Regions from separate parts of the Homo sapiens genome. Here all the other regions are linked to region 3. Evidence: chromatin loops called from intact Hi-C (ENCODE). Cell type or tissue: dorsolateral prefrontal cortex. All regions are shown on one strand. Region 1 has its middle 7.2 kb from the start of LCIIAR. Region 2 holds the start of TJP1 (tight junction protein 1). Region 3 has its middle 120 kb from the start of TJP1.

Evidence for each region. Peaks named below come from ENCODE experiments on the same cell type or tissue, not always from the same donor. Only the 100,000 strongest peaks of a DNase experiment are listed, where the experiment ranks them.
Region 1: a loop joins it to region 3, with 5 times the contacts of the local background. A loop is called at or near these places in 41 of 110 quality-filtered maps.
Region 2: a loop joins it to region 3, with 2.5 times the contacts of the local background. A loop is called at or near these places in 42 of 110 quality-filtered maps.

Annotation. Positions count from the first base shown.
Region 1 is chr15:29,663,731-29,671,730 of GRCh38, forward strand. It overlaps a transcript of ENTREP2 not described here. Among named protein-coding and RNA genes, the nearest start is that of LCIIAR, 7.2 kb to the right of the region's middle. In dorsolateral prefrontal cortex, CTCF peaks have their summits at 4,550 (motif pointing right) and 4,767; DNase peaks (open chromatin) are centred at 841 and 4,521; H3K4me3 peaks cover 676 bases; H3K27ac peaks cover 2,371 bases.
Region 2 is chr15:29,817,395-29,825,394 of GRCh38, forward strand. TJP1 (tight junction protein 1) reads right to left here and starts at 5,074. Exons shown (of 28, transcript NM_001330239.4): 1 at 4,608-5,074. The coding sequence starts at 4,634. LOC124903451 (a long non-coding RNA gene) reads left to right here and starts at 7,114. Exons shown (of 2, transcript XR_007064546.1): 1 at 7,114-7,222; 2 at 7,990-8,000. In dorsolateral prefrontal cortex, CTCF peaks have their summits at 4,188 (motif pointing right) and 5,379; DNase peaks (open chromatin) are centred at 4,177, 4,817, 4,937 and 5,517; H3K4me3 peaks cover 5,114 bases; H3K27ac peaks cover 6,167 bases.
Region 3 is chr15:29,934,043-29,942,042 of GRCh38, forward strand. It overlaps a transcript of TJP1 not described here. Among named protein-coding and RNA genes, the nearest start is that of TJP1, 120 kb to the left of the region's middle. RefSeq lists an enhancer at 1-1,129. In dorsolateral prefrontal cortex, CTCF peaks have their summits at 4,868 (motif pointing left), 5,067 and 6,963; DNase peaks (open chromatin) are centred at 1,839 and 5,100; H3K27ac peaks cover 8,000 bases.

The DNA of each region.
Region 1 (8,000 bases), 270 kb before region 3:
GAGAGATAGCATTAGGAGATATACCCAATGTAAATGCCAAGTTAATGGGTGCAGCACACCAACATGGCACATGTATACATATGTAACAAACCTGCACGTTGTGCACATGTACCCTAAAACTTAAAGTATAATTAAAAAAAATACAAAATTAGCTGCGCATGATGGTGTGCGACTGTAATCCCAGCTACCTGAGAGGCTGAGGCAGGAGAATCACTTGAACCCAGGAGGCAGAGGTTGCAGTGAGCCGAGATCGCGCCATTGCACTCCAGCCTGGGCAACAAGAGTGAAACTCCATCTCAAAAAAAAAAAAAAAATAGCATGGGGGTATGAAGCCTCATATTTTGATAATAAATTGCTCCCAGCATATATTACAATCTGATGCATTCTTAAATGTGAATTCCTTTGTGCTATAAACGTTAAGTGCCTCATTTTCTCAATGCTGTGAGCTTTTAATTCTGCAGCATGGCTCTGTGACTGTGATTGTGAGTAGGGACGGCTGTGTTGATGTGCATGTGGTCATTCCACACCTTAAACGTGAGAGGTGCACTCTGGTCTGTGGTCAACAGCTAAATTCCTCTATCTCTTTAAACTTCACTGCACCAAACTGGAGAACCCACAGCTGCTGTTTCCCAATGGGTCTGGGCAGTATTTGAGGCTGGTTTGCAAGCCAACTATAATTTTCTGTAGTGGAAAGAGACTCTTTATTTTTCTCTCTCTCTTTTTTTTTTTTTTTAGCGCTCCTGCGCACTGCCTGATGTTCCCTCCCTGGGCTGGATGCCGACGCTGGGAGACTCGGAAGCCGCGTGTGGAAGATGGCAGTGTGGGTATGGCCTGGGTGCTTGCGTGATGGGGTGGAGGGAGTCATTATCCCCAACACAAACGCGCCCACTGACTCGGACCCGCATTGGACTGTGGGACCTGGGCAGACTCCCTAAAATGTGGGTTTTGTGATAGTTATAACAGCCTGCATTGACTGGTCCTCGGCCAGTCTCAGGGTCTTTGGCAATATTTGGAACTCTCTTGGCCCTTTGTCTTTTGATACTTATCTGGCCAAATTTGGCCTGAATGGACCAAACTTCTGCCTTTTCTGTTTCTGGGCAGGCACTGTTGGGCACTGCCAGAGAGAAATCTCAAAGTCAGATGTTACACTGTCTGGGATGCAGCTGCGCCCAGCAATCCTGGTGTGTCCCCAATCCAACTTTCTCTGCCACCTTCTGGAGTGGCTATTTCAAGTCTCCGGTTTTCTGAAGTCCTTAAGTCTCTCTTTCCACTTCAAAGAGAACATTGCAGTCATCGGTTGGGAACTTGCTCCAAGTGAGGAGCAACTGTGCCCACCCTCCCATCCTCTCCCACACCTGGGGAGTTCATGGCTAGCCCTGCCCTTTGGGCACTGGCTCCCAGCCAGAGACCTCTGCAGGGGCAGTGCCCCATCTCATGCCCTCTCTTTCCTGCACCTTCCTCTCTGCTAGTGCCCTTCTTCTGCGTATCTGGCTGTGTAGGAGAAGTTCTCTATCAGCAGAGCCTAGTTCAACAGTTAAAAAAAAAATTCACCATAGGTTTCATGCCCTGAATACCACTTACAGAGCAGCTGCTGGGTACTTGCAATATAGGCAAAATGCAGATCTTGCTCAACTCTTCTGGTGTCTGTTAACTAGCCATTGCGCTCCCCTAGATAAAATGGCTCTCTCTAGAGGGGTGACACAGATCATTCATGGTGGGTAGCAGACATCAATCGCTACCACTTGTTTTCTTGCTGGTGGTAATGGAGACCCTCCAGGGAACCCTTACACCCCTCTGAATCTCCTCGTGGGAGGAAAACTGGGTTGTGCTCTGAAATGTCGTTAAAGTCATATTTGGAGAGCTGCGCTGACTCTGAGGAGCTGGCTGAGATCTCTTTCTTCCTGAACAGCATGCCAGCTGCCATGCAACCATTCCTCACGCAGGCAGCACAGGGGAAAGCAGGGAGGCCACATCTTGGACTCTAACGTAATGATTTTTTTTCCTGCTTCTGTGGTTAAACACATTTAGAGGACCTGTTTTGAAGGTTCCTATGTTCCTGTCTGCGTTATGCAAATTATAGGCACGTGTATGTTAGGAATGCAAGGAACTTGTTTACATCATCTTTTTTTTTTTTTTTTTTTGAGCCAGAGTCTCGCTCTGTCTCCCAGGCCGGAGTGCAGTGGTGCGATCTTGGCTCACTACAACCTTCGCCTCCCGGGTTCAAACAATTCTTGTGCCTCAGCCTCCTGAGTAGCTGGGATTGCAGGCACACACCACCACACCCAGCTAATTTTTTGTGTATTTTTAGTAGAGATGGGGTTTCACCATGTTGGCCAGGCTGGTCTCGAACTCCTGACTTCAGGTGATCCTCCAGCCTCTGAACCCAAAGTGCTGGGATTACAGGTGTGAGTCACCGCACCTGGCCTACATCGTCTTTTGTGAAAAAAAAAATTATTTATACACTTGAATGTCTAATCAGCGTTTCAAAGGTAACATGCCCAAAACTAAATTCTCAGTATCCCTCCTCCCCAGCCACCTTCATCCCAGCAGGGGTGTCACCAGCAGCTCAGGCCAATGATCCAGCAGTCAGACTTGACTCCGCTCATGCTCTCTCACCCATCTAACCCATCAGCAATATTACTGGGTCTGCTTTCCAAATCCACCCTCATTACACCTCCCCCCACTCACCCCCACCCTCGCCCAGACTGCCACCATGGACAGTTACAGTGGCCTTCTAAAGGTCATGTCTCCCCCATTGTCTTCTCTCCCAAATTCTATTTTCCATAGACAAGCTAGACTATTTTGATCATGAAAATCTCACTGTGCTGCTCCCTGCTTACAATAACCTCCTCTCCCTTATGGAATCAAATCTGAAGTCCTCACCGTGCCTGCACCAGCCCTCCAGCATCCCTGTTTCTTGGGCCTGCCAGGCCAGTCCCCACCTCAGGACTTTTGCACTTGTTATGTCCTCTGCCAAGAAAGCTCTTCCCTGAGTTATCAGTTCCTGGAGTGGCCTTCCTTGACACTGTAGTTTCCCAGGGCTGCTGTAACCATAGACTGGAGGGCATAAACAATAGAAATGTAGTCTCTCACAGTTCCAGAGCCAGAAATCCAAAATCAAGGTGTCTGCAGGGCCACGCTCTCTCGCTCTGAAAGCTCTGAGAAAGAATCTATCTTACTTATCTTTCTCAGCTTCTGGTGGTTCCCATAAACCTGTGATGCTCCTTAGTTTATAGACGCGTCATTCCAATCTCTGCCTCCATTGTCACCTAGCACTCCCACTATGCCTGTGAACCTTCCCTTCTTATAAAGACACCAGTCACACTGGATTAGGGCCCACTCTAATTCACCATGACCTCATGTTAACTTGATTACTTCTGTGAAGACCCTATTTCCAAATAAAGTCACATTCACAGGTGCCAGGTTAGGGCTTCAACATATATTTTCTTTTCTTTTCTTTCCTTTTTTTTTTTTTGAGGCAGAGTCTCACTCCGTCTCCCAGGCTGGAGTGCAGTGGCGGGATCTTGGCTCACTGCAAGCTCTGCCTCCCGGGTTCATGCCATTCTCCTGCCTCAGCCTCCCGAGTAGCTGGGACTACAGGCGCCCACCACCATGCCCGGCTAATTTTTTTGTATTTTTAATAGAGACGGGGTTTCACCATGTTAGCCAGGATGGTCTCAATCTCCTGACCTCATGATCTGCCCATCTTGGCCTCCCAAAGTTCTGGGATTACAGGCGTGAGCCACTGCGCCTGGCCTTTTTTTTTTTTTTTTTTTTTGAGATAGAGTTTCGTTCTTGTCACCTAGGCTAGAGTGCAATGGCGTGTGGTCTCAGCTCACTGCAACCTCTGCCTCCAAGGTTCAAGCGATTCTCCTGCCTCAGCCTCCCAAGTAGCTGGGATTACAGGCGCCTGCCACCACGCCCAGCTAATTTTTGTATTTTTTAAGTAGAGACAAGGTTTCACCATGTTGGCCAGGCTGGTCTCGAACTCCTGACCTCAGGTGATCCACCCACCTCGGCCTCCCAAAGTGCTGGGATTATAGGCGGGATCCACTATGCCCGGCTGTCTTCAACATATGTTTTTGGGAGACACACTTCAATGCATGAAAACATCCTATATCCTATAGATGTAGAGTCGCTATTTGCTCTACATCTTGGCCTGTTTTCTTCACCCCATGTCATTTTCCACTATCTGAAACTATGCCCCAGAGGATAGTGGCAGCTGTCTAAATTAGAATCTCCCTACCCATTCTCCTTAAAACTGTACAGGTGAGCAAGGAGAGAAGACACCCATTGCTCCTGTCTACACCACATCTAGAAGGCAGAGAAAGGAAAAAGTGTCTTAAAAAAGTAATAATAAGGACCCAGCAAGAGAGCACCCTAGCCAATCAATCGTGGAAGAAAAGGGTGTCGTTGATTAAAGAAACTGCCCTTCACTCTAGCAACAGAAGAGGGAGCAGTTGATCTGCACAACCAACAGGCCGCTCGGGCCTCTAGGCCTCCACTGCATTGTCTGCTATTGCCAGTCCGGGGAAACGCAACAGAAATAACCACCACCAATCACAAAGCAGAAAAGGAGAACCATACTTTCCAGCAGATGGCGCCACTTCGGAAAACAGTTTGGTGCGTCCTCAAAAAATTAAACATATAATTACCGTGACCCGGCAATTCCACTCCTAGGTATACCCAAGGCAAATGAAAACATGTCCACATAGACACTTGTACATCAATGTTCCTAGCAATATTACTCCTTAAGAGCCAAAAGATGGAAACCACTCAAACGCCCGTCAACTGATGAATTGGTGAACATGTTGTGGTATATATCGATACAAGAGACTATTTGCGGTAAATAGGGATGCAATACTGATTGATACTACAACATGGATTAACTTTGAAAACATTGCTGGGGCTCGGAAGCTGATGCCCCGAATTTGATGCTTTGTACATGCTGAACTGAAAAAGGAGCTTCAAGGTCTCTCTCCTCCCTCCTGCCCCAAAGCATAGGCTTCTCTGACATTCCCTTATCTGTCTAAAGTCTGGGTCTATGAAAGAAAAACAATCACCTCCAGTCACTTCCCTGAGTTTTCATTAACTGCACCCATATCTCAGAAAGGAAAACTAAAGTCGGTCAACACACCTGGACAGACTTTTGTCACAAACCATTGTCTGCTCTGCAGGCCCAGCAGACTTTACCGCAGACCGTGGTGTGTTCTTCAAGCCCTTTGAATCTTCCCTAGTCATCATTTATTGCCCCTCCCCAGAATTCCTCTTCTCCCGCTCCCATAACTACGACCAGGGAAGATTCAAAGGGCTAAAAATACAAAAATTAGCTGAGCGTGGTGGCACATGCCTGTAATCTCAGCTACTTGGGAGGCTGAGGCATGAGATTTGATTGAACCCGTGAGATGGAGAGGTTGCAGTAAGCCAAGATTGCGCCGCTGAACTCCAGCCTGGGCAACAGAGCGAGACTCCATCTCAAAAAACAAATCAAAACAAAAACAAAAAACAGGTGATTGTGTCATGGGGGCTCTGCCTTTGTGAATAGATTAACCCATTCATGAACTGATGGACTGGTGGGTTAATGGATTAATGTGTTATCACAGAGTGGAATTGGTGGCTTTATAAGAAGAGAAAGAGACATGGGCCAGCATGTTCAGCCCCCTCGCCATGTGATGCCCGGCACCACCTTGGGACTCTACAGAGTCCCCACCAGCAAGAAGCCCTCACCAGATGCAGCCATTCAACCTTGGACTTCCCAGCCTCCAGAAGTGTAAGAAATAAATTTCATTTCTTAGCAATTACTCAGTTTCAAATATTCTATTATATGCAACAGAAAATGGACAGAGAGAGTTCTTAAGGAATTCCCCATCACATCCGAGGCTTATCCAGAGGTGATCCTTGTCTGGTTCCCCAGGAGGCTCCTGGAGGAAAGGAATGGACACTGTCCACCACCCCATTCATTGGATGCAGGGCCCGAAGGGAGGACCTGTGGAGGGTTTTCCAGCGGCTCCCTTAAAAGGAACCTGGAGAGAGGTGATTGAATTACTTCCTCAGTGCATCTTATTTGTTAATGACATGCTCATTTCAATGATCCATGTCATCCCGGTCCCTATTACCATAAATAACGAAGCATTAGCTGTACGTGGCAGTGGCTGTCTGGAGCAGCAAAGAGCCGATCCCACGGTGTGTCTGCCCTGTCAAAATCATGTTGGCTGTGCTTAAAAATGACACTCCAGCCTGTCCCTGCAATCCCCATGCGTTTTCATCATGAGTCAGAACTTCAAGATGCTATTCATTCCGAAGCCATGTCAGCTCAGCTGTCAAGCAAGTTTATCGCATCTTGTATTTATGATAAACTTGAGTGACATGCAGATTTTGAATATCATATTCTAAAGCCATTTTAATCTAGGCTAAATGCAGCCTGTCAAATTCCCCTGTAAGGCAGGATCCATGGTGGGGGCTGGGGACTGAAGGGAGGTGACAGCAGTGCGGTTGGCAGACAGGGGAGAGGGAAGGTAAGCAACAGAGAAAGGTGCCTGGGTTCCCAAACAGGGTTCCAGAGGCAAGTCCACTCTGCCTAGAAGTAAGATGGCTCTGGGGCAGGACGCATGAAGGGTCTCGCCCAGAACAGTGGTTCCAGCGGTGATTCCCAGGGACCTATAGAAACCCTGAAGGGTGGGGAAGCTTGAGTCACAAGATGTTTCAGGCCTTTCGAGGACTAGGTATTTGTGAACACAGGCCAGCCTTGGAAATTGAATATGCTCTCGACTTACAATGCCACCACTTAAGAGGTTGTTGGGCTGGGGGTTACTCATTCAGGGCACTGTTGTCCCTTCTGGGATGAGAAAAGCCAAATTATTACACGCTGAAGCAGATGTGTGGGGCCCGAGGTTTATGCCACCCGGGAACTCTCTTTAAAGAAAATGAAAACAAAAATTGTGGTAGAGAATTGCTCGGGTCCCTCCAAGGAGCCTACACAAAGGGCCTGCAGTGAGGGGTCCCAGTACCCTAGGCACAGAGGACCATGAGCTGCCCAGGGCCTCATGCCTGGGGAAGGCTAAGATGTGAAGCATGGTGATACAATAAGAAACATAGATTTGGTCCTTGTCTCTGTTCCTGGCACAGAGGGCCTAAGACCTTTGGAATCTCTGCAGTGAGAATAATGAATGTTTTTTGTGTACTAATGAGATGACTGGTGGCTGGGAGCCCCTGAACAGCTTCAGGATGAGGGCTGGTCCCAGAAAGACCAAGGCAGGATTAGGAGGTTGGAACTTTCAGCCCCACTCCCCGCAAACCTCCTCTGGGGAGAGGAGACAGGCTGGAGATTGGGTTAATCACCAGTGGTCAATGATTAATGAATCATACCCATGTCATGAAAACTCCCTAAACATTCCTGAACAACGAAGTCTGGAGAACTTCCAGGTTGGCAAACACAGCCATGTGCTGACAGGGTGGCACACCCCGACTCCATGCGGACAGAACCTCCTGGGCTCCGGACCCTTCCAGACCTAGCCCTGGCTGTTCGTCTGTGTCCATGGTAATAAACTGGTAATAGTAAATAAGTGTTTTCTTGGTTTCTATGAGCTGTTCTAGCCAATTATTGACCTGAGGGAGGTGGGGATTGTAAGAACCTCCTGACTTTGTAGCCAAGTCGGACAGAAGTGTAGGTTCTCTGAGTACCTAAGACTTGGGACTGGCGTCTGCGGTGTAGGTGATCTTGTGGGACTGAGCCCTTGAACCTGTTCAATCTGACATTAGTTAGTGTCAGAATTGAATTGAATCATAGGACACTCAGTTGGTACTGAGAACTGGCTGGTGCGGGAAAAAATCCCACATTTGGTGTGAGAAGTGTTTGAGTAAAAACAGCTCAAGCCCATTCTTCATTTCTCAGCAGGGTGGCTTTTGTTTGCTTTGCTGTTCCAACATTTCATTACTCATCTGGGTCCCAATGGGCCTTTATTAAGAAAAGAAACCTTTTAACATAAAAATTGGCTCCAGAT
Region 2 (8,000 bases), 120 kb before region 3:
TAGTTCAACCATTGTGGAAGATAGTATGGCAATTCCTCAAGGACCTAGAACCAGAAATACCATTTGACCCAGTAATCCCATTACTGGGTATATACTCAAAGGAATATAAATCATTCTCCTATAAAGACACATGCACACATATGTTTACTGCAGCACTATTTACAATAGCAAAGACATGGAACCAACCCAAATGCCCACCAATGACAGATTGGATAAAGAAAATGTGGTACATATATACACCATGGTATACTATGCAGCCATAAAAAAGAATGAGTTCATGTCCTTTGCAGGGACACGGACGAAGCTGGAAGCTATCATCCTCAGCAAACTAACACCAGAACAGAAAACCAAACACCACATGTTCTCACTCATAAGTGGGAGTTGAACAATGAGAACACATGGACACAGGGAGGGGAACATCACACACCAGGACCTGGGGCCTGTTACCCGGGTTGGTGGTGGGGGGAAAGGGAGGGAAAGCATTTAGGAAAAATACCTAATGCATGTGGGGCTTAAAACTTAGATGATGGGTTCATAGGTGCAGCAAACCACCATGGCACACGTATACCTATGTAACAAATGTGCACATTCTGCACATGGATCCCAGAACTTAATTAAAAAAAAAAAAGCCCACTGTGCTCCACTTGATACAATAAATCAATTCCTGGGTATCATGTAAATCAGTGTAACAGTAAAAAATGACATAAATCATTTTCATACTTACATTATAATTTCAGATAGCCACAGCGGGCAATACTACTATTCCCGAGACTTAACAAAAACATTTAAGTATTCAGCAAAATCTAATAAGCATATACAATAGCACAATCTTAAATTAAATTTTATTGCTTCCTCCAAAGGAAAACAGCTTGAAAACACAGAAGCCACTGAAACTTCCTTCAGCCACTTTTCTGTGATTCAACCAATGAAATCGTTTCTTAACAATGATTCATACCACTTTCTTACACATTTAAACAATTCTTTGGTGACGCAGAGAACCACCCTAATTCTTGTTTTTCAACTTTCTAATAATCTTAAATCAAATACACCAGTAAACAAAATTCTGACTGCGAACGCAGACGTTTATCACACATATAAAAAACGTTTTTTTCCTTTATTTATTTATTTGAGACAGCGTCTCGCTCTGTCGCCCAGGATGGAGTGCAGTGGTGCGATCTTGGCTCAATGCAACCTCTGACTCCCGGGTTCAAGCGTTTCTCCTGCCTCAGCCTTCCCATTAGGGGGGATTACAGGTGCTCGCCACCAGGCCCGGCTATTTTTTTTTTTTTTTTTTTGTATTTTTAGTAGAGACGGGGTTTCACCATGTTGGTCAGGCTGGTCTTGAACTCCTGACGTCGTGATCCGCCCCTCCTGGCCTCACAAAGTGCTGGGATTACACCGCGCCCGGCCACGTTTTTTCCTTCATTACTTTTTGTTTTTGAGACGGAAGCTCACTTTGTCGCCCAGGCTGTAGTGCAGTGGCCCCGATCTCAGCTCAATGCAACCTCCGCCTTCCAGGTTCAAGCAATTCTCCTTCCTTAGCTTCCCAAGTAGCTGGGATTATAGGCACGCGCCACCATGCCCGGCTAATTTTTGTATTTTTAGTAGAGACGGGGTTTCACCATGTTGGCCAGGCTGGCCTCGAACTCCTGACCTCAAGTGACCCACCCGCCTTTATTACTTCTTTAGTATCATGCACGGAGGATTCTTTTCAATCTAGGTACATACATATTTTTAAGTAGTATTCTACATTTTCTTCTATTTTAGAATTTTTATTGCTCTTTGTCATTTAGATTTCCTTTGATTTTTTTTAGCCTATGAGGCAGAAAACATTTTTAAAAAATGGATAACCAATAGTCCTAGCACCATACATTGAACAAGCCACTTTCTCCAATAGTCTACAATATTATTTTTTACCACATATTCGTAGTTTTCCACCTTGCTGGCTAAATGAACTTAAAAGTTATCGTATCTCTGTGTTTCAATTTCTTCACCAAAAAGTAGAGATAATAGTTCACTTCATAGGGTTACTGTGAGAATTAAATAAATTGAGCACTTAGAACAATACCTGACATGCAATAATACTGATGATCATAATTACTAAAAGCCCATAAATGCACAGATGTTTCTGGACCTCCCTGGTTCCTGAACTGACGGGCTGCTTTAAATGACTGTGAATTTCTAACAAGTTTCCTGATACGGCCTTCTTTTTCCAAAATTTTGTCGCTATCATTTTATCATGTAGGTTTTCTTATCAATATGTCAAGTTTTCTACAATACAACACTAGAAGACACTGACTTGGGGAAAATTAGTAAATTCTACAACAGTGACTGTCTCCATCCAGAAAATACATTGTTTCATCTCGTTTATTCAGATCTCACTTTATGTCCTTCATTAAGATTCCAGTAGCTCACCAATATTTGTTATATTTATTTCTAGGTAGTCTTTTTAGAGAAACATTTAGTAGTATATATCAGAATTTAAACTGCACATAGCCTTTGCCTCGGTAATTCCATTTTTAAGAATCTGATATACAGTAATATATGTGTACAGATATAAAAAGGCTACTATTCCAAGAACAAAATCCTGGAAACAAATGTCTATCAAGAAAGCAAAGATAATCTAAACAGCAGCATATTCATAGGATGACAAACTATTCAACCATTATAAAGAAAACCGAATCAAAAGCACTGGCTTATTAGACAAGAGTTTCCCAAACTATCATGCTAAAACAGTAACAGCGAGCTTCCAAATTAATGTTGCCTTTTTTTTTTTTTTTTTCCAAACTGAAAGGAGGGTGGGGAAAACAAACGCATCATATGTAAAGCACTGAGTCCAGCCTGGCTCTTAGTAAGCATTTTAATCACCTTCAAAAATTAAATGTGACTTACGGAAACAGGTCACTGAATATTATTTCATTTCACTTATTCATTTATGGCCTGTTTTGCTCTATATAAAATTCTGAAGTGGCTCCATAATACAGCATCTTAAAAAAAAGCTTTCAACTTGCCCTTTACTCGCAAATGTTTACAATGCAAAAAAGTCCCTACAACGTAATATTTAACGAGTGATGCTTTTCAATATGCCATACAAATCTCAATACTATAATTCAGGAGAAGTACTCCTCCTACCTTACTGTGGCAATCCATTGAAAACGTATTTCTCTCCATACTTGAAATAACCTCTTAAAAAGTGTGTTGTCTTGCATATTAAGTACCAGAGATCACACTTCAGGAACAAAGTGACATTCTGTGTAATACGGAAACAAAGCCTTTCCTCCTAGGAAAGAAAGCCCCAGAAAAGACAAATAATGGGAGCTTATTTTAAAACCAAAGCAAAATGTTGCCTTTTATCCTAAATCTCTGGATCAAGTTTTACCTTTAGATTGTTCTTCCTCAATGTAAGGTCAAAAGGTGCAAGTTAAATTTTTCTTAAACGAAGAATACTATATCCCTTAAAACAATCTATTCATTAATAAGTGTAACCGCTAGCTTCTCCCAGCCAGCAAACAAGCTTCTGTGAGAGTTCAAAAGTTTCAGAGGCATAGTATTCCTGCTCCCAGATGTTACGGGTAAGCATTTCAAACAAAAATACACACAGAAAACCACTACCTGCCCAAGTATCTCGATACTATTTGAAGTAATGAATTGATATTCTTTAAAGGGGAGATTTTTTACTCCTCACATTTCTGTATTCCTTTGTTTGAAATAACAAGTACTATTTTATGATGAAAAAATTAATATACAAAATGGGAGGAGCATCCTAGCTGTTTTTCAGGAACTTTGGCTTTTTAATGTAATACACAAGTTAGTTTCAAAGCAATGGGAAAATGCAATAATATTTCAGAGCACATAGGAAAAGTAACAGGAAAAACGTTACTTTTTTCGGCTGAACTCACCGGCCTTTACTAATTTTTAAGTGCTCATCTTATTGTCCATTCGTAGGAATACTTTGTATTACTTGTGAAAGTTTAATTCAAGTTAAATTATTAAATGTTAAAGAGGTTATTTTCAAAGTTACCTTAAATAAGTAATACAGCATGAAAGAAAACCCGACCTACTACGCCTCACAGGCTGAGTGGAGTGTTTTGCAGTCTCAAAGCCTTATCGCTGGCGTGCGCATACCGCAGGGAGTGACATCAGATCGAAACTACAGGGTTTCGCCGGGGACCAACCACTCCTCCAAAGACAGCAGCTCCCGGCCAGCAGGAGGTGGCACCCCAAGCCCCGACCCGCTGAGAGCCGGCTTCCAGCCCCCGAACCCTCACTGGAGCCGAGTTTCTCCGCGAGGGACCTGTTGCGTGTCCCCGCCCTCAGCGAGCCGCAGCCAGGCACAGGCGCCGGCAGCTATGCACCTGCCCAGTACGGCGGCCGGGCGCCCGCAGCCCCCTCCCCGGCCGCCCCCAGTGCGGCCCGCGCCGCCCCCGCCCGAGGGGCTCCCCGCGGCCCGCGGCCCGCGGCCCGCGGCCCCGCGCCAGCCCTGCCCACCCCGCCGCCCCGGGGCCCAGACAGCCGCCAGCGAGGGAGGGCGGGACGCGGGCCAGATGCCGGTGGGCGGGCGGCGACGGTCGGCCCGGTCTGGCCCTGGCGGCCGCGGAGGCGCTCACCTTGGCGGCCGCAGCTCTGGCGGACATCTTGTCTCTCTCCAGCGCCGCGCGAGGCTCCTCGGACCCGAAACTCCGCGGCGCTGGCCCGCCCGCTCCTCACGCCACAGCCCAAATAAACATCTCCCGAGAGCGAGCGGGGCACGGGCGGGGGCGGCCGGAAGGGCCCGGCCCAGGGGGAGGGAATTCAACTCGGACAAAAGTCCGGGAAGCGCCCGCCCCGCCCGGGTCTTCTCCACGGGGCGCGCCCGACCGGCACCTCCCTCCGAGCGCGGCCACCCACTCGGCCTCCCGCAGCTTTCGCAGCCCGGCCACGTCGGCCTCGCCCGGTCGCCCGCCCGTCAGCAGCACCCGTGGCCTCCCGGCGTCTCCTCGGAAGCCGGCTTCGCCACGTAACTTCCCGGGAACCGGCGGCCGCCAAGGAACGCGGCGTCCGCTGGCTCAGCCGGCGCCGGCAACTCAGCGGCCACGCAAACCTGCCGGCCCGGCCCACTGAGCATGCCCGGCCCGGCGGGGGCGGGGCTGGACGAGGCGAGGCGAGGCGAGGCGGGGAGGGGGCGGGGCCGCGGCGGGGGAGGGGGCGGGACGAGCGGCCGGGGTCCCGACCCCAAGCGCGGAAGGAAAAGCCGGGTAACCCAAGTAACTTGGAAGACAGTTTCCGCTGCCGTGCGAGTCTTCCTGTTTGTTTTTATCCAAGGTCTGGCAGAATTCGCCCCCAAGGAGAAAGCGCCTGTGCACCAAAGCTTTCCTTAAGAGACTTGTCCACTTGCTCCTCGACAAGCCACGCACATCATGGGGTGAGCCCCATGCATGAGTGCGGCTGGAAAGGCCGGCAGAGCCGATACCCGACAGTTGTTTCCTTCACTGGGCAAACAGCATGGTCACGGCTGTCACCGCGTGCCTCGGCGTTGTTCCCACGGAAGGCGGAATGCATTTTCTGCAAGGCGCGTCATGGCTTTCATCTCCGAGGAGCTCCGGCAGGGTCAGAAGCGTTGCTCTCGTTCACCGGCGCCGACTGCCAAGGCTGAAACTGGTGATGAGGTCATGGGCACCCGGAGGCAGCAGCCTGAGAAACACCCTAGAGACCTGTGACATCTCGGCCCACACCCCACATTAGACCTCAAGATATATCCAAAGTCTCTTTCCCGCCCATCTAGACAGGAATCTTGAAAAGTTTATTTTTGGCCATCAAGATTGCTGAAATTCTTGTTGACCGAACGGGTCAAGCTGCCCTGCATTCCAATGCTGTCCCTCCAACTCAAAGTTGGGCAGAAAAGGGTGTAAACACGTGCAGTCCATGGTCCAGTTTAATCAGCCACTACACAAACTTCCCACAATGTTGACGGCTTTGCTAAACACCAAGGAACATGGTAAGAAACCAATCCTAGACTCACTAATCTACACTTGTAAATGTAAAGGTCTTCAAAAAATGCCAGAAATCCTTAGTAACATCAATGATAACATCTTTAAAGTATCTGGTATAGTGCCACAACCGGCACAGAAGAAATGGAAGAAATCATAAACATCAGGCTTTAGACAATGGTTTTCTCTTTAGAATTCAACTGTATGAAAAGAACAAATTTAACAAAGAAGTATGTGTAGGTGATACATAAGTATCAATTAAGGCTTCGAAGTGCCACACATCTTGCAACCCAAAGCTGTCTGAACCAGAAAAGAGCCTTCTGCAAACCAAACCCTTATTCCTTTTTGTTCTTCATAAAAATGGTTGAAGTCATTTTTGTTTTAAAGTCATGTTGTAATTGTTTTGCTTTTGGACAAAGTATTATTTATTCTTTTAAGAATTGTGGGCCAGGCGTGGTGGCTCACGCCTGTAATCCCAGCACTTTGGGAGGCCGAGGCGAGCGGATCACGAGGTCAGGAGTTTGAGACCAGCCTGGCCAATATGGTGAAACTCCGTCTTTATTAAAAATACAAAAATTAGCCTGGTGTGGCGCGTGCCTGTAGTCCCAGCTACTCGGGAGGCTGAGGCAGAAGAATCACTTGAACCCAGGAGGCGGAGGTTGCAGTGAGTCCAGATCGTGCCACTGTACTCCAGCCTGGGCAACCAGCAAGACTCTGTCTCAAAAAAAAAAAAAAAAAAAAAAAAAAAAAAAAAAAATGGTGGCCAGGCGTAGTTGCTCACGTTTATAATCCCAGCACTTGGGGCCGTGCGCAGTGGCTCAAGCCTGTAATCCCAGCACTTGAGAGGCCAAGGCAGGCAGATCACTTGAGGTCAGGAGTTCGAAACCAGCCTGGCCGACATGGTGAAACCCCATCTCTACTAAAAATAGGAAAGTAGCCGGGCATGGTGACAGACGCCAGTAATGCCAGCTATTCAGGAGGCTGAGGCAGGAGAATCGCTTGAACCCGAGAGGCGGAGGTTGCAATGAGCTGAGATCATGCCATTGCACTCCAGCCTGGGCAACAAGAGCGAAACTCCGTCTCAAATCATCATCATCATCATCATCATCATCATCATCATCCCAGCACTTTGGGAGGCCAAGACCAGAGGATTCTTTGAGGCCAGGAGTTTGAGACCAGCCTGGGAAACAGTGAGACCCCATTAAAAAAAAAAAATTGTGATTAAATTTCTTCATATGCAAACACCATTTAAAAAGGTTTGGGAAGTATTTTTTAATTTTAAAAGGTGGTGATGAAAGACCTTTCACATTATCTTTACCATTTAAGAAGATGTGCAATTGCATAAGCTGCCTAGAACTAGGTGTGGTGTCTTTAATAGCACCTAAATCTAGAGACACTATCTACAAATGCACTGACATTTTTCACTTTTCCTTATTTGTCACTTTTACAAGTTGCCCAATGTGTAATTTAAATGCTAGATTGCAACTATTTGTCACTAATTAAAAATAGTTATATATTTAACAGTTTTATCTTTGCCATGGTTTAAAAAATGAAATCAAACAAAAATATTTCATCTTGAAAATATTATTCTTTAAAAATTATATTTAGTATTTCAGTGACTAATAGTATCACTTTAAAATTTTTCAGTGGTATTTTTAATATCTAAATTAAACTTCATAAAGTCTGTTCTTTAAATAAACAAGAGAAGGCTTTTATCATCTGTAAAATAAAGGTAAAACTGTTGCCAACAATTAAAAACAAAGCTTTATTCCTGCAGTTTATTTTTTAGGTAGGTGCTTTGACAACAAGTGGAAAGTATAAAGAATAATCTGAAAGAATCACCCATTTAACAATTAAAGAGTTTATCCATGGAACACCAAAAAAGTATTTTCTGACTTTTATGCTTACACACGCATGTCATCATAGCTCCTCTAGATCAATATGGGAAGAAATACAAGTTAATTAAGGATTCTCATTTAGAGTTACTATAATGTTTAACCACAAATCTCTTTCGATTGTACAGATTTATCTTAT
Region 3 (8,000 bases):
ATTATGTCTTTGCTTCAACTCACCCATGACATGAGAACCAATACTGGTATTTGGGTGAAGCTTCAAAACAACTGAAACTATGGGGAATGTTTCAAACCAGTTAAGCACTGACATAAATGACTGAGAAACTCCGGTTTCCTTAAAATAAGCAAAATATTCATTTGTTTTGATATTATTTTTTGATGATACAAGTGTCCATCTGTAGTAGCTAGTCAATAAATATTGGTTCATGCTACCTGTACTGAATGTTTCTGTGCTACATGGTCAATTGCATAATTGCCAGTTTAAGGTACAGCATTAAGAGCAAAACAATTCACGGTGAAATACCCCACCCATGTTTTCCTACACATCTGTGATTCAACAAGGAATGTAATGATTCACAGTATTGGCATTAAGTTTATATTGAGGTTGCCCTTTTGTAACTGAGAAGTAGGGCTGGGTTGTCACTGTGATCTTCCCAATCCCTTCCACATCCAAACCCTCACTTCCCTTCTCAGCCCCACTTTGAATGACGCCAAGTTAAAACACTAATGTAGACATCCTCTGTCATAAAGCCAACAAACCAGAGAAACAAGAATGCTTATTGACCTCCTTCCTTAACTACTTCTTAAAAAGGGATCTAAAATTTATGAGTAATAAAATTCTAAAAAGAACATTTACCTTCTATGTGTATGCATAACTAAAGCCTACAACTGAAATATTTGGAACTTCTAAAGTAGTTTTCAACTTCAAATACAAACTTATATTAGAGACAAAAGCCATTAGCTTTGCTATGAGTAGTGTGAAGGGTTGATGTGACTTGAGGAAGCAAAGTTTGCAAAGATTTTCATTTGACTGTAGATTTACAAAATGTTTAACAATTTCAGTTCCTGAAATAGTCAATATAGGTTAAAATAAATTAGTAAGTTAAATGTGGAAGTCTTTAAGGTAATAACAAAGCAAGGCCATCAGAGGGAAACTGAGAATTATCTCTCTCAAATATCTGGAGAGTGACTGTCAAAATCAAGTCACAAAGAAATTACTACATTCACATTATTCCGTGTTCCACAGATGTTTCTTCTATTGCTCACATGAACTCTTTTCTCTTTGCTTTCACACTCACCAGTAACACTTGTAGATCTCCTAGGTCATTTGAACATTTAGCATTCAACTCTTTGATCAGTTCAAACTGCCTCCACAGAACATCTTTTTCTTTCAAGCGTTCCTTATTCTCAAAATGTTCCTTGAATTTCAACCAAATTTAAATTCCTTACATTTACCTTCTAAACTTTGTATTCACCTCCTCTGTTCCAATAAACAGGAACAACTCTCTAAGCCCTTGTGTCTTGTAGCAACCATTGCCAGGCATTTTCTTAAAATTCTTACACCTCCCTTGAGGTGCTGGTAGCTTTAGAAATGTCGCCGGAGCAGCATGAAATTAGCCATGACTAGGACAGGACAGTCAGGAATTGCTGAAGACTCTCATGCCTGCTTCACCACCTATGGTCATTACAAAGGACTTCAAAATTCCTGGCTTTTCCAGTCCTGGAATGACCCTGATCCCTGCCCCATTCCTATAGCACAATCCCAAAACCATACATGGTCTTTCTCACCACAGTTCCCCTGCCAATCTCTTAAATGCTCACATCTAATGCTTAGGCCAAGGCTCTTGTGTTGCACAAGAGGTCCCCTACACCCCCGTTCCTGCTGACTTCACCTCCTTGCATCAACAATCTGGTCTCCTGGGCCATCATTTCAATCACCCTCTCACCTTTAATCACAACTATTTCCTTCCTTTGTCTTTCTCCACATACCACCCTTCAAAACCAGCAGTGCCAGCTCTCCACTGCCACCCCCAGGCAGATGTGCTTTGCTGGAGAGAGTGACACCAGACTGGCCCTGGTACAGTCCTCAACATGTTCCTAGCCAGGGTTCCCTCTCCTTTTCTGGTCCTCAGCAGCAATCCTACATCATCACCTCTCTGTAGCATCCCCACCTTCTCCCTCTTCCTCAACTGGCAATCTCAATGCCCACTCAGGGAATGAAACTACCTCCCAACCCCAAACTGGTCTCTATATGAGTTCCCTCCTCGCTGGGGGTTTCCTCCCTCCTATGCGCTAGAGTCCATCCATCTGTCCCATCCCTACAGCACCAGGGCCCTCCATTCTCCCTTTCCCTCTGGTATCTTCGAAGACTCTCCACAGCCATCTAAAGATACTCAACACTCTCCCACTTAAAAAAAATGGCACATGTTAAAAATTAAAGACTTCTATAGAGAACATTAACACGCCACTAAATACTGAATAGAGTCGTCCAGTCAGTCTTCATCATCTAGCTCCTCTATGTTGCCAGCACCTGTCAGTGCCTGCCTTCCCCGGTCCAGCCTGTTGTAGACATTGTGCTCATTCCTTGTTTCTTGTTTCTTCAGCCCCAGAACCTTCCTAAGCCATCCTGACCAAGCCTTTGGGCTTCCTGTGTCTGCATCTACAGGGCCACCCGCCGGCTCTCCAAACTGAGGCTTTCTTCCCCACATCTGCAGTTCTGATTGCTCAACTCTTGGCTTGGTTTCAGATTAGTACTCCAGGTGCTGCAGTCTGACTAAACTCCCACTTACTGCACTCATGTCCAATCAGTGTCCTGACAAGACACCAGCTCCTTTTCCCTGGGGGTACAAACCTTATCTCAATCCCGCAAATTATTAGGGGTCCCCGTGCTCCCAAATTCATGTCACTACCACTAACTAGTGGAATGAAGTACTGTTATTGCTTACAGACCGCTCTACTGGGTTCATAAGATCCACCTTGGGTTTATCAAGTTCCCTTAGAAAATATATTTAGAACGCTGGCAGCCCAGTGGAGTCCAGCTACACAGCTCGGCGCGTTTACCCTGGGATCCCTTGTTTCTTGTTTCCTTTCATTTCCTTCTCCAACCAATTTCCCATCATACCTATGGGCAAACACCCATGTTATAACAAGCAATTCATTAACTACTTATTTTAAGTTATGGTGAAGTGTTATAACCATAATATTTATAAGTGTTATGAAATTTATAAGTTCTGAAATTTACACAATTCTTTCAGTGGTTAGCAAACCATACTACTATTATAGACTCTATTATATTTCATAACCACATATTATACACAACATGAGAAGATCTCTGTTTAAGAGTCCCACCTATGGTATTTGTAAAACCATTCAATCAGGCAAAAACAAATTAAAAAAGTAATATCAGATAGTAATACACTAGAAAACCAAACCTTGAACAAACATTTGGGGATCCCCAGGCTTACAAATGTATTGGTTTCTATTGGGTAAAGTCTTGGCTTTCTCATTTTATATCATTTAAACAAAGGAACTGAAAATTATATTTTAAAATAAAAACCATAATCTAAAACTAATCTAAGAAAATACTGAGAAAAAATAGCAGTAAATTTATATATTTTATCTTCTGTAATGAAAACTAAGGGGAAAAAGGCATGCTAAAAGCAACTAGTTCTAAAGTAACTTCATGAATGTACCACACAGAATACTTAACAGCTTTAAAAAGCAGTTATGAAATGCCCATTTGAACATCAGATGCCACGGACAGAACAAGTATCCAACCTAAAGCAGACAACACGGACCCACTCAAAGATATGCAGTGACATGCAGAGTCGTACTTCACACAATCCTCATTTGGAGAATGAGTCAAGAAGGGCAGCAGCGCGACCCTCCAGGCTTTTCCAAAATGACCCTCCTGATAACTGAGGAGCTCCAGCTGGGCTGTTCTTTTGCCCTGGTTCAAAATATACCTAGATGTGGAAAAGTACAAAGGCAAGCATTTCCCATCCACTAGAAAAGAAGTTCAATTATCAAATGCTAAATCTAGGTTACACTAAAAAAAATTAGATGAATTAAAATGTGGCCTGCCTCAAAGCAAGAGCATGTCTTACCAATCTTACTGTATCTCACTTAACATACTCAAGAGGAAAAGAAATTGAAGCATTTAAGTAGTCCATCTTCAACATTCTGCTGTGAATACAGGACCTGTAATATGCTTGTTCTACTTGACATATAAAAAGAATCACATTTATGTGGAAGCCTAAGGTTAAAACAGGTTTTTAAAATGTAAACAGCAGTAACATGAATGTATTGAATTACGTAAATCCCAAAACTTTTCATGCCACAATGGTATGGGAAGGTCGGTGACTGACTCACCTAAATAAAATGCAGTAAGTCAAAGTATATAGTTAGAGCAAAAGGAAAAAGATAAAAACATTTTAAAAACTAATTTATGGTTTTAATTCTCTATAATAAATCTTTTAAAAATTAATACACAGTAGAAAATGGAGAAACAAAGTTAATAAATGCTTACAAAGATGGCTTATGTTATATTAAACATGAAAATGATATCAAAGCATAATTATGAAATCGTCAAAAATCACGTTTGTAGTACAAGTTTACAGCTAGTTTTAAACAAAGAATTTTGACCAATTACTTGCAGAAAGTAAACAAGAAAAAAAGCTTGACTTCTTTCTGACAGCACGGAAGTCCTTATAAAACAGAGCACTATGTCATTCGACTACCACCCCCCAGTTATCACAGTTCTTGGTATATAAATCACCTTCGAATAAGCACAGGGTGTCTGAAATTTCCACTCTGCCCTAAGTAACACCATTCAAAATATCAATTGCTTCCAGCAATTCGAACAATGAAAATAACTTTAAATTGGAAAGATTATCCCACTTTCATCTCCACATTAAAGTCCATCCATCATAAATTTAAGTAGAGTTATGGTGGGCAAGACGTAGCAAGAATGAAATAAAGTATTTTAACCACAAGAGACCCAAACAGGACTTGGCAACGCTTCCTAACTGCACACGCTAGAAAGCCCTGCCCCCATGTGGCTGAAAGTCTTGCACAGCTGGCCAGCTTGCCCTGGGGCATAAGGGAGAAGGTTCATCCCCGAAATTGCCATGTTAAATGCCCACTTCTGGCTGTTGGAAGATTTAGGATACCATCTACTAAGCAGAAAGGATACCTTTTTCCCAGGCTCAGTGTCTTGGACAATGTGAACACACAACTAATAACTGCTGGATTATGGAGACAACAGCTTGTGTCTGCATAATGCCTTATGTAAGGTTCCCTCCCACGGATGCAGCAAACACGGAACATTCAAGTTCTGAGATGATGCTGAGGCTCAATTTAAATGGCATCTTTCCTGCTCTCAACTCTACTTTCCTGGTAATGCTTCATGACATACGATCTTTTAGTCATTATTCCTAAATAATAGTGCCCTGTCAGTACTGGGGGCAAAGGACGCATCTTGGCACTTGGAGCTTTTGCTATTCTCTCTCCACCTGGTACACACTCTGCAGTCTGTGACCCTCCATTTCCACCTCCAGCTGCCTGGAGTCTCTCTGCGAATGCTTCAATTCCCTCTGGTTCACAGCCCAAACCAGAGCCTACACCTGATTTACCATTAGCCATTTCCCAAGCCTGTACTCTGCTCCCCAACCCCTAGCACAGGCTCAGTGACTCTGAAGGTGAAAGCTGGCAGCAATGCTGGTGAGTCATAAGAGAAGGCAAGGAAAAATACCACCCAGCTACACACCATGTGCTATGGTCAGAATGTCTGCATCCTCCAAAATTCATTTGTTGAAATCCTAACCACAAAAGTGATGGTATTAGGAGGTGGGGCCTTTGGGAGGTGATTAGGTGCTGGGCTGGAGCCCTCATGAATGGGATTAGTGCCCTTACAAAAAAGGCCTAAGAGAGCTTGTTTGCCCTTTCACCATGTGAGGACTCAATGAGATGATGTCTGTCTACCAGGAAGTGGGCCTCCCCAGACACCAAATCTGCGATGGCCTGATCTTGGTCATCCCAGACTCCAGAACCATGAGAAATAAACTTCTGTTGTTTATAACCCCCCAACCCCCCAGTTTATGATATTATGTTATAGCAGGCAAAAAGCATTAAGACACCATGCACTTGAATAACAAACTCTGGAAATAGAGCCACTGTCAAGCCTATTAGTGACTCTCATTGTGAGACTTCCAGAATAAGCAGGCCGTAAGATATTCTGGGGGAAGACTGGGTGGGGTTTATGACAGCATCCAAGTCAGGTTCGGAGGAATGGGCCTTCCTCTAACCTACAAAGTCATAACTAGAAAGAACTTAACTATAGCATTCACTTCTCCACCTGCCATAGGAAAGAAAAGAGTAAATCATAGGGGAGACAAAGTGATTCCTTTCCTCTTGGTTTATAAAGCCTGCCCAGAGCCAGCACACAGAGCGTGTGCCCATGTCACAGGTGGCCCTCCCCTTCTGCACCAGGTACACAGTCAGGCCTCACGAAACATTAGCTACTACAAAATGTAGGACTTACCCAAAAAAGAACATGTGTAGAGATAGAAAACAACATATTCTGAAATGTCCATTTTTCATTCTAATGCTCAGCAGTCATATAATAACCAGATGAACTAAGCTGCTTTCATTTAGACTTTTGGGAACAGAATGGTATCTGTTTCAAGACAAATACAACCAATTTTCTATCTATACTTGAAATTACGTGTGTGTGCATACAGACAGATTCACTATGTTATTTATATGTTCCTCAGGGATGATTTACTGTTCCATAACAAACGTGGTGATCAAATGATTCTAATCACTGACTGAAAAGTAATGAAATAATCTAAGATCATCTCTGAAAAGCTGAAGCAGATCCATATTAGATAAAAAAGAATGACTTCCATAAATCGACTCATTCAACACACAGGAAAGCATTCTATCTTTATATTTCTGTATTTTTCAACCTCCTCTGGCCTGCTTGCCACCCCACTGCCCATGGCCTATGTCACCAATCACCTCCAAGTGACCCCCACCCTCGCCCCTGCCCCGATGACCACCATAACCACAGCACCCAGAGATGAGTCCACTGCACTGTGCCACTTTCACAGATGGGGGAGGAAGAGAGCTGTAACTGTCAGAAATACATGAAAACTGTCAAAAATACATGCCATCAGCTCTGGAGATTTTGAAGCACTGATGTCTCTCTGTTCTGTGAATGTATTAAAAAAAAATTACATTATCCCTCCTTTCAAGGTTAGCAAAAATAAAAGATGAACTCTACTTCCACCTCTGCAAATGACCTCCTACGACCGCAGGCAGGCCCACGCTGCCTTTGCCTTCCCCACCTGCTTGAGGCCACACACATCTCCGTGGACCACTCCTCCCTTCCAGAAACTCCCCTGTTCGCTTCTTCAGCCTCTACCCAGGAGTTTCCTTTGCTGGCCCCTCGCCTTCTGACTGCCTATGCACTGGTGAGGTTCCCTGGCCCTGCCTTAGTCCTCTCTCTGTTCACAAAACCATCCTAGCAGTAAAATCCTTTTTCCCAAATAAAATGGTCTGTGCTCCTCACCCTCCAGTAGAACAGATAAAAGCAGAGCTACTCTGGCTGAAGGGGGGAAGGAGGCTTGAGGCCACCCTCATGGGGCATCTCTACAGACCTCTAGGGTTGGGAACCACCAGCAGTTTCCTTCAACCAGCTGGTGTGAGCTCCATCTCCGGTCCCCCCTCTGCCCCCTCAACACCTCCCCACTTTTTGCCCAACAAAGTCATATGAGTCCTTCCAGATCCAGTTTCCCAGCCACCTTGTTTGTGATTCTTTATGTACAAAGTAGCTTTGAGCACTTCGTTATCCCCCAAGGCACTCTGCACCGCCTCCACCATTGTACACGTATCACGTGTTTGTTTACATTTTTGCCGGCTCCACTAGATTGTGACCATTTTAAAGGCAGACAAGATGATGACAATGGCGTGCATGCGTGTATGTGTTTGCATGTGATGGGACAGGGGAGTCTCAGATGAACCTAAAGTTAGGCTTAAACTGCTCTGGGTGTGAGGCTGGTGCACTGGTCTGCATGAAGAGGCCGTGAGGAGGGAAGCGACTGGAGAAATGGGGAGGAGAGGTGGCTGCGGTCTCCATGCCCGCCCACCAGAGCTGCGTCTCAGCCCTAGACAGAGAGGGTCAAGCAAAATCCA